Regions from separate parts of the Homo sapiens genome. Here region 1 is linked to region 2. A link is a loop called in an ENCODE intact Hi-C map of the cell type or tissue named here. Cell type or tissue: IMR-90. All regions are shown on one strand. Links, peaks and the distances in the headings refer to the core of each region. The heading gives the core; the rest is flanking DNA. Region 1 has its middle 370 kb from the start of SGCD. Region 2 has its middle 290 kb from the start of SGCD.

What was found. Peaks named below come from ENCODE experiments on the same cell type or tissue, not always from the same donor. Only the 100,000 strongest peaks of a DNase experiment are listed, where the experiment ranks them.
Region 1: a loop joins it to region 2, with 4 times the contacts of the local background. A loop is called at or near these places in 3 of 110 quality-filtered maps.

What each region holds. Positions count from the first base shown.
Region 1 is chr5:155,951,837-155,957,224 of GRCh38, forward strand. It overlaps a transcript of SGCD not described here. Among named protein-coding and RNA genes, the nearest start is that of SGCD, 370 kb to the right of the region's middle. In IMR-90, for the core only: no CTCF peak of the experiment used is centred there; DNase peaks (open chromatin) are centred at 1,705 and 3,225; H3K27ac peaks cover 1,966 bases.
Region 2 is chr5:156,034,413-156,039,800 of GRCh38, forward strand. It overlaps a transcript of SGCD not described here. Among named protein-coding and RNA genes, the nearest start is that of SGCD, 290 kb to the right of the region's middle. In IMR-90, for the core only: no CTCF peak of the experiment used is centred there; a DNase peak (open chromatin) is centred at 2,429; H3K27ac peaks cover 805 bases.

The DNA.
Region 1 (5,388 bases), core at 206-5,205, 82 kb before region 2:
GAGGTCTTCAGCTTACACAAGGCACAGGCCTTAGTTGAGCTAACCAGCAATGGTTAATGTACTAATGAACCCATATGTCCTCTGACCACAAATCAGAACAGTCTGTGACTTGATCTTTGACTGGATTCTCAGCCTCACCCTGGTGCTGCTACTTTAGCTGCCAGAGGTTCTTTCACAGGATGAAAGGGCTTATCTAACATCCTAAAGTTAATCTTTTCTTGTCTCCTTGATGGTAAAGAAAGAATAAACAGGTGTTCATTGTGTACCACTCTTTCTTCTTTGGGCTAATTGCCTCTGATCTTGGGGTGTATAGATTCATAAAATTTGTGCTGGAGTTTCATCTTTCAAAGAGAAAGACACAAGTAATTGGGTAGCAGTGCTTCTGAGAGTTTTCAAAAACCCCAAGGAGGAAGATGCTGACTTATATTGTTAAGGTCACTTTCATTCCCTTATTGTGAGTACTACTGACATGCATTATACTGCGTCAAAGTGGATGTTTTCCTGCTCCTGAGGAATTTTTTTTTTAATGTGACTGAATTTGCCTATTAATGCTTTATGTTAGTTGGCCTTTAGGTGTGGTGTTCCTATTCCTGTCTTTGAACAGGTCATTTCCTCCTAGCTCTTCCTCATTTTCTTGGTCACATTATAAATGTCCTCCACTTGTCAATGTCTGCCTTGGTCTTGCTGGTCCAAAAGACGTACCCTGTTTGAAAATGTGGTTGCTGTGATGCTGAAAACAGTCATGGGGAGGGCTGCTTGCATTCTGGTGTTTGGTATTTCACTTCTGTTTGCATCCTGGCGCTGTAATGAAATATCATGTCGAGTTCCCATAGGGCTGATAAGCCACCGTCAGCCCCTAAAGATAGCTCTGCCTGTGCATTACTGCTTTCCAAGAAAATCCCTGTCATTATGCAAAATGTTATGCACTTCCTTTCAAACCTAGTCATTTGCATTTTTTGCCTTTGAAAAGGCAAATTTGCTTTGAAAAGTGTAATGAAATGTGCCCAGATGAAAAATGGGCCCTGAGGATGGCTGGTGCCAGCATGGGGCTTTAATTAAATGATTAGATGGCAATTTGATATGACCAGCTTTTGAACTGCATCATGTTATCATTTAGCTTTGGGTGGGGAAATGCAGCTCGACCTTTAGAAACACTGAAAGATAATATGAACTTTGCTTTCAACCACCACAGAAATATGCACAGAAAGGCTTTTTTTAATTCTGTGTTCATTTTTCGCTGACCTCACTCGCCCAGTTATCAAGCCTCCTCATGCTTACTCTTCCTGAGCAAGCCATGTTCTTTCATGCTTCCATGATTTTAGCCGTCTGTTCCTTTTGCCTGGAGTTCCCTTTTTACTTCCTGCCTTTTTAGGGATCCTTATTGTTTCTTGAAAGCACAATTTACTTAATACCCTCCTCTGTTTATTGAAGTTCTTAATTTCCCTAGACTGGGAGCTAGTTGAGCTCTCCAATATCAAGAGACCTGCAAACTATAGCCTGTCTGTCTCCTGTTTTGGTAAGTAAAGTCTTACAGGAACATGATTGTACTCATTCATCTACACATTGTCTATCTCTGTTTCTGCTTTATTATGGCACAGTTGAATAGCTGCAACAGAAACCATGGCCTGCAAAGCCTGGAAAAGTTTGGGCAGATAAGCCGTTCATTCAATCAGTCATCACCTGCTGGTGCCTGCAAGCTCCATGAGGCCAGTAACTTTTGGTTTTACTCACCACTGACTCACTAGCATCAAACACAAGTCTGACACAAAGAAGCTACTTAGAAAGTACCAATTGTATATTGCAGTTGTGAGAATTCAGTGAGCTGATGGAGCTGTGATGTCTGTTAAGTGCTTTGTGCAAATTAGGCACTTAGTGAAAACTTGTTTGCTTTCAATTAAAGACCTCAGAGTTCCTTCCCTCCGACCTAGGCAACTAGGTCATCTTGTATTTCCTCCAACAAATTCATTTTCTTCGTGTCTGCCAGACTTAATATTAATTTTTCAGTTGTGCGTTAAAATATCCAATTTATCCTAAAGTTTAACCTAAAGATCTCTGCTCATTATTTTTACCTAATACCTACTGAGAATTTAATGTGTCCCACAGAGTGTGCTCAGAGCTTTACATCCGCTGCCTCACTGACTAGCTGGTGCCCCCATTCGGAGACAGATATTTTTATTATTTCGTAGCAGAAATGGAGGCATATTTAGGCTAAGAAAATAGACCAATTTCACAATTCCTGTCAAACTAAGACCAAAAATCTTGTCTATTGACTTCTAAAACTTGACTCTTCTCCATCATATGATCTAAAGACCTTCTGTACTGTTTTTCTATTTGTAAAAGAAAACAAAGCATTATTTCAAAGAGCGTTTGAAAGTATCCTTGTCTCATCAGTAATTATAGACAGGTTTCTGTGCAAGTTTCCCTATTGCTTCTTGAACTTTGACTCCTGAAGAAAAGGCACGCTTTTGCTTCTTAGGTCATAAATTCGCTTTCGACTGAATTAATTGCAGAAGTATGCACACTTCACACAAAGCAGCACATACACACGGAGTGTGCAGTAGCTAAACTGATGAGACATGAATCAATAAAAACAAAAATTAAATTAATACTGCAACAGCAACTTGAATCCATTTGATTAGCGATCTGGGCATGGGGTTAAAGCAATTCTTAGCACCCCATCTGTACAACAAGGATAAAAACTATCATTATGGGCAGCTTATGGGGTTCTTTTTTTTTTTTTTTTGGGTTAAATGACTAGAATATAAAACTTGCAAGGCATGGCTTTTTTGTCTGTTCTTTTGATAGAGGTAGCCCCAGGACCTAGAGTAGTGTCTTTACCAACTTTGTTCTATCAGTAAAGGTTTTCCAGAGAAAGAGAACTAACAGGATATGCTTTACCAGAGAAAGAGAACTAACAGGATGTATGTATATCCAGGAAGAGCCTTACTATGAAGAATTGGCTCATGCGATTATGCACAGTGACAGATTCCAAGATCTGCAGTCAGCAAGCTGCTGGTCTACGAGAGAGCTCATGTGTAGTTCCAGTATAAGTGCAAGTGCCTGAGAGCCAGAAGAGCCAATGGTGCAAGTTGCAGTCTGAAAGCAGACAGGCTCGAGACCCAAGCAGAGCCAGTGTTTTAGTTTGAGTCTGAAAACTGGCAAAGACCAGTGTCTTGCTCAAGCTGCCAGGAAGGAGGCGTTCCATCCTACTTGCAGGAGGGTCAGCCTTTTTGTTCCATTCAGATCTTCAATTGATTGGATGAGGCCTACTTGTGTCAGGGAGGGTAGTCTGCTTTTCTCAGTCTACTGATTCAGAAGTTAATCTTATCCAGGAATACCCTCACAGACACTCTCAGAAGAATGTTTGATCAAATGTCTAGGCACCATGTGGCCCGGTCAAATTGACACACAAAATTAACCATGACACACTCCGTAAGTATTTGATGATTTAGTAAGTAAATGAATTCAATAAATTTGAAGTATTTAGAATAGTGGCTGGACTAGAGTAAGTGCTAAATAAATATTATTATGAATTTTCCCAAAGCTATTTGAAGTATTCTGGAACTAGGGTTGGCTTATAGTTAATCATATACAACACAGCATGAAATAGTTCAGATTTGGGCATTTGACAGGAGCCTTTCAGTTCTAATGTTATCTATGCAAACACTTGATTGCAGGCTATATTGGAGACACTTTTATCTTTCTCATTTTTCTTTGTGAAAAATAATTACCTAACATATTATTGGAACTCTCATATGTGATGATAGTTGATGCCAAAATTGATTTAGAGTCAAGTATTTCTGTTGCGTGTTTGTGTGTGGGTTGTGTGGACACACACATGAGCATGTTGCCTGTATAGTTTATAGATCTGCCATTACTCTGATATACCAATACTTTGGTATTTGTGAGTCAAAATAGTTGTTAGAGTAACAGATTATGAACAGAAAAACAAAGATACGTCAACTAATAGTTGCCTCTTAATGATTCATTATTTACTTAGCCCTGTAAAGAAACTGAGGGCACGAGAAAAGAAAATTTAACATAGTCCCTACCCTCAAACAGCTTACTGAGTTAGCCCTAAAGTAAAACCGTAGGGACTTAAATGTAAAGTGTGTAAGATTGGCGATGAGCACAAATGTAATTCAAAGGAGAAGGAGTCAGTATTACTTGTAATAGGTGGAGGAGGCAGACATTGAAATAATTGCATTGCCACTCTAAAAATTTAGATTTCTTTTTTCAGTATCCCACTGAAATTGCTTTCTTGCTCTTCTTGTTTTTTTTTTTTTTTTCCCACCTCTCCCACCTGTCACAGCTTCCAAGTTCTCTCTGGTTCATCTGGGGTGGGCGTGCCTCTGGCTGAAGTATTCCTGCTCATGATTTAGACCCTTCCTGCTGTTTCTGGTAAATCACAGATATTACTAGCTTGCAAGAGGTGATTTTATTGACCTGGCAGCTGGCTTGTACAAAACTAGATTATTTTTGAAGTTAGGAGCATTTGTGACCAATGGAACACTGAGTTTTAAAAAATCAGAATAGATGTAATCAACTCTGAGGAGAAGAAATCAAAATTACAAATGCAGGGAGATTCTTCTCTGACGGATGATGGCTGCTCATACCTTGAGCTTGGGTAGATAATGTAGGCGCTGGCATTTATTTTCATCGTCCTGAGGATACTTACTCTATTAGTCTCATAGGGCTGCCATAACAAATTACCACAAACTTGGTGTTTTCAAGCAACACAAATTTATTCTTCCATAGTTCTGGAGGCCAGAAATCGAAAGTCAAGGCGTCAGCAGGGCCGTGCTCCCTTGGAAGGTTTTAGAGAATCCATCCTTGGCTCTTTCAGCTTGTGGTGGCACCAGGCATTCAACATCACTGCAGCCTCTACCTCCACCTTCACATGGCCTTCATTGTGTGTGTCTTCTCTTCTTTTTATAAGGACCTTTTTGTTGGACTCAGGGCCCCCCCCCCCGGTTAATCCAGGATGATCTAATCTCGAGATCCTTTACTTAGTTATGTCTGCAAAGATCCTTTTTCCCAATAAGGTCACATTTATAGGTACCGAGGGTTGGAACTGGATACATCTTTTTGGGGCTACAATTCAACCCACTTCACTTACCTTCCCTGCTTCTTGGTTCATTCAGACCCTGGGAAGGGCTGCAGTGTTGCTATCACAGTATGTATGGGGAAAATAGATCAATAAAGGTGACAGAGGGTGATAGGAGTGCAGAAGTGATGCGGTTTTGAATAAGGTGCTCAAGGAAGACTTCACTGAGAATGACATTTGATGAAGATCTGAAGGAGATGGAAAAGAGAGAGTCTTGCATGTGTCTGGGGAAGGAGCATTTTGGATGGAGGGAAGAGAAGTGGGGAAGTCTGCGTAGTGAA
Region 2 (5,388 bases), core at 80-5,079:
TAGGTGCCAGAACAATGAAGCTTCAAAGCTTTCCTTTCCCACATATGAATGTGGCCATTTAGCTTTCCTAAACCTTGTTATCTTCATCTGTAAAAGAGGGCTAACCATCCGTAGTTCATATAACTCTGTACTTCTTTGTAATAGCACTTACTATAATCAATTGTGTCTTGTGTGATTTTGCTAAGTGACCAGTTATTCTCCTTCCCCCAGTACTGAGAAAGTTATTCTCAGGATGTGAAATTTCCAGTATAAAAACCAGGAAAGTTCAAGGCAAGTCAGAATCAGTTGGTCATGTGAAATTATGCAATAAACATTAAGAAACTGTTCAAGATGTGTCTCACCCACTAGATTTCATCCTTCATGCAAGCAGGAACTATGTTTGTCTTGCTGTAAGTACAGTGCCTCATGCATAGTAAGCACTTAGTCAATATTTGTTGGATAAATGTGTCATAGGATCCAATGAAAACTACTTTAGTTAAAATGTGTAGTTCAGAGCTTAGCATATTGTAAGTGCTTAATAAATGTAAGCAAGTTTTGTTATTTTCTTTTTGTGAACACCTTCTAATATCATACTTTTTGGCAATTTTTATAATACATAAATACCTTCTACATGTTTCCAGTGTAAGTTTCATAAGGCAATTAGTGAGACATAATGGATACCATTAGATAACCATTCTGTTATTTCAGGAATCAAGGCTCTTCAAAGGAATTTAATCCTAAGGTGTTTCTTAAAGTTTTCCTCGGTGAGTCTGTTTGTTTTTCTACTTTGAAATGCTAATATTATTCCCTTTTGTCTTGTGCATTTTAAAGTTTGGGATTGAATTCTACCATCTACTCGTGCAACTTTAACCTGCTGCCAAAGCCTTAACAGAGTGGTTAAAACAGTAATTTTGTCTGCCTGAAAAGTGGAATAGGGCCAGTCATGGTGGCTCATGCCTTTAACCAGCACTTTGGAGGCTGTGGCGGGAGGATCACTTGAGGCCAAGTGTTCAATACTAGCATGGGCAACGTAGCGAAACCCTGTCTCTACAAAAGAAAAATAAAAACATTAGCCAGGTATGGTGGCACATGCCTATATTTGCAGTTACTCAGGAGGCTAAGGTGGGAGAATCACTTGAACATAGATGTTTGAGGCTACAGTGAGCCATGATTGTGCCACTGAACTCCAGCTTGGAGTTCAATAGAGGGAGACCCTGTCTCAAAAAAATAAAAAATAATAATAAAAACAAGAGTAGAATGGGGTGGCTATTTAGGTGGTTCTCTAATGGCAGAGGAGAAATGTAATTTGCCTTTCTATAATCCAATAAAATGGATTGTAAAGTGACTACTTCCTGTTAACTTCCATTAGACGTGTTTCTGTGAATTATATTTAACCCATCTTCATTCTTGGAATAAGATCAGAGAAGGAACACAAAGTGATAATCTTGAAGCGTAGCATTTTGGTGAGCAAAGTATCAAAATGGTGTTTAGGAATAGTGATACCATCACAAGAAAAATTGCAGAACTGTTATAACTCTAAGAAATATTTTTTAATAGGGAAGCTGTTAGTTATATCACAGCTTTATAGTTATATACATGCTGGACACAAGAATGTGCTTTCACCTATATTATCTCATCTAAATCCTTTAAAGGCTTTTGTGATGAGGTTTCATGATCTCAGATAGACCAGGGCTTAGGGAAGCTAAATAAGCTGTTATAATTTACAGAGCTAGCTAATCACAGAATTGAGATTGTCACTAAATAAAACTTGAGTCTGCTTGCCTGGTGGGCTGAAAAAGCCAACACTGTCACCAAAATTTGCAGTGAGAGGTCATAGAGACTTGTACAGCAGGTGCCAAGCAAGGAGAATCAGGTGGCTAACACTTAAGATCCAAACTCCTCAGTGGCTTACAAGCAGAGTTTTTAAAGGCAGGGGTACATTTCAGGAAAGCAGAAGTTTCAGGCAAAATCATCAGCAGAAAGAAATGTTCAGGTCTGTCCTGTAAGCATGACTCTATCCAGGCTCCTCAGGAAGAAATTTAAAGCAAAGAATGACAGTCAGATCTCAGTCCTCATTTTCCCCTTATCTAAGGTCTATGGGAAAGCACTAGGCATTTTCCATCTGATGAGGGCCGAGGTTTCTGAAAGACAACTCAGAGACATACGTTAAGATGCTACCTTTGGTTTCTTTAGAGAACAAAACATCTTGAGACTCTAACTTACTTGGGTTACTGTTATTTAAGCTTTTTTTACTTTCTTGCTTCATGGGTTATTTATTCCCTTCCTCAATTGCTGGTAACAGGGCTAGCTAGGTGCCTGGAATTTCCCTTGGAGAGACTCAAATTTTCCTTTATTTCCATACTTGGTGGGGCCTGGTAGGTTCCTAAGAGTGGCTCATACTCTGTGTTAAGATTTGGAACCAAATATGCTTCACCCCAGAGCACATGTTTCTCCTTCTATGTCATGCTGCAGTTATTTGTTTAATAAATATAGACCAAGCTTTTTCCTGCCAAGCTCTTTGCCAAGCACTAGTGATTCAGGGTAGAGCAAAACAGACATGCAGAACCTCTCCTCATGCCACTTACAGTTTACTGGAGAGCTGGAAATTGATCAGATTGTGTCTCAGTGTCCCCATGGTTTTGTTTTGAAGACTGAATGAGAGTTGTAGTGCTTGGCACACATAAAGAGTGCTCAGTAATTTTTAGGTGACATTATTTTTATTCAATTACAACACAGACATGTAATTACAAATTTTATTACTTGCTATGATGGAAAAACATGTGGAATTGTAAAAGTAGATGACGGAGGACCAGATCTATTCTGGGAGGTGGGTGAAAGCTTCCCTGAGAGAGGCAAAAGAAGCTGGGGACAAGGAGCCATCTGAGCAGCAGGAGTGGCATGTGCAAAGGCCCTGAGGCAGAAGGGAACACTGTGTGTTCAAGGCAGTGACAGCAAGTGTGATGGAGCTGATAAAACAGTGCAGCTGCAGTCATTTTCTCCTCAATGTTTTCCCCAGTCCCAGGCATTTCTTCACATCTTTGCATTCCCCTGATGGCACCTGCACAGTTCTCAGGTCCTAATTCCCTAAACTCTGTAAGCAGGCAATTTGGCCTGTCAAATTGACCTAAAATGAAAGTTACCTACACAAACTTATTTAGGACACATAAAACATCTTGCATCTGTTGTGTTCCATCTTTAAAGATTCCACTCATAGATTAGGTAGCTTGTTGATGGCTGTGATTTAAATTCAGGAAGATGGCTCTGTCTACAAGATAAAAGATAATTGGGAATGAGTCATTGTCTTTTTAAAGAACAAACAGTGAGGTCTGGAAAATTTGCAGACACAGGTCTTGCACGTGTTAATTCCCTGCCAATGTAGACAGACTAGGCTATCTAGAAAGAAATTCCCTGGGGTTATTAAAGACCAAAAGTAATCATGCTAAAAAAGCTCTTTGAAGAAACATAATACTTATCATGTCAATATAATATATTGCATCTGTAGTAGCTACAGGGTGCAGGGAGAAGGCAAAAATGCAGGCAATGAATAGAACAAATAAAGTTTGAGGAGAGTCAAAGGTTAATGAGCCCCCTAAAAAGAAAACTAGATAGTACACAAGCCTTCCCGTAACTGTCCTATCTTAAACTTCTTTCATATCTGATATGTGGATTATTCTGGATCTGGTAGAGTGAAGATGGGGATAGAGACCAGGGAAATTACCTTTCTTATAACACCCAGAGCTGTTAGAGAACTTCAAATCATTAGGCCAATGAGAAGGCATCCTTCCCTGAAATTCATATCCTCAGCCAATCATGAGAAAGCATTAGATAGATCCTAAGGCAGGGAGACATTCTACAAAATACCTCACCAGTACTTTTCAAAAGTATCAAGGTCATGAAAGACAGGGAAAGATGAAGAGACTGTCATAGATTGAGGGAGACTAAGGAGACCTGACAACTAATTGCAATGGGATAGCATAAAGTAGGTCCTGGAACAGAAAAAAAATCAATGACATCTGAAAAAAAGTCTATAATGTAGTGAATAGTATTATGCCAATGTTAATTTCTCATCTTTCATGAATGCACCATGGCTATATAAGATGTTGATCTTAGGGAAAATTATTAGGATGTGATACATACAGGAACTCTGTACTGTATTTGCAACTTTCCTGCAAATCTAAAATTATTTCAAAATAAAAAGTAAAAAAAAAAATGGCTCCCACACACACACACACAAAATGACCAAAGCTTTCTCTTTACGAGTCAAGAAAGCAAAATTTACAGAGGCAACATGGCTACATAAAGCCTTACTTTGTTCCTTACTTTGTTAGATGGGGAATATGGGGATAAACAGCCTTTCTTCCTTGGGGATCTTTGCACTGTGTTTCTAGAAAAGGCGCAGAAGAACCTACAAAGGGCTCTTTCTCCCATACCACACATTGAGGCTGTTTTAATTTTTTTCCTGTCTAACATTGTTTTTACAAATATGCAAAGTGGTATATATTAGGTAAAAGGCAAAATCCTTAGCAGGGCCTACAAAACCCTGCTCAGTTTGGCCTCTGACCATGTCACCAGGGCCACCTGCTTGCTCGCTCTTCAATTCAGACATCCTCATCTTCCCCCTAGAAACAGAAATAGCCCTTTCCTGCCTCAGGAGCTTTTTATCAAGGTAGCATCCCAGTCCCCATATACGTAAAGACATTTGGGTTCTATCCTAAGTCAACTTCCTTTAAGAAGCCCTCCTTTATGGCCCACTCCACCACCTAGCCCTAAGAACCAATAAGACCATTTAGTTTTTGCTCCTGTCATACCCTATGCCTCTCTAGTGAATCAGCCAGCACACTTAGTTCTGCATGTTCATTTTTTACCTTCTACAGCATACTATTAATATATGCATTTCTAACTGACAATATTGATTTTCAATTTTTAAAGAAAATTTCAAATGCTGTTTGCTATTTTTATCTCTGTATGCCCCCACCCAGACCCCTCAGCATCCTGAATCAAAATTAAAGGCAACATCCTCCATTGACAAGGAAAGGAGCAAGCTCCTTGGGAGGTTTTGTTTTTGCATGATGGTATCTAAGCATGTGCTCTTTCTCACAAATTTATGGCTGGATTGCTAGGGTCTAATAAAGTACAGGCACATGGTAGATATTTAAACTATCTGTTGAATAAAATAATAAACTGAAAACTAGACAATTGAAACATTTGTCTGAACATCAACTGAGCAGTTAAGGAAAAGCAACACTTGGAAATCTAACTTACCTAGACTTAAAGAATTGTATGTTTTCTCATTTCTCATTTCAGCTTTTATACCTTGCAGGGTATCCAATGAAGCTCCTTTTACTACGGAGAGAGTAGTTTCCTTTTTCTGTTTCAGCATCGTGAAAGAGAAAGAGAAGTAACATATCG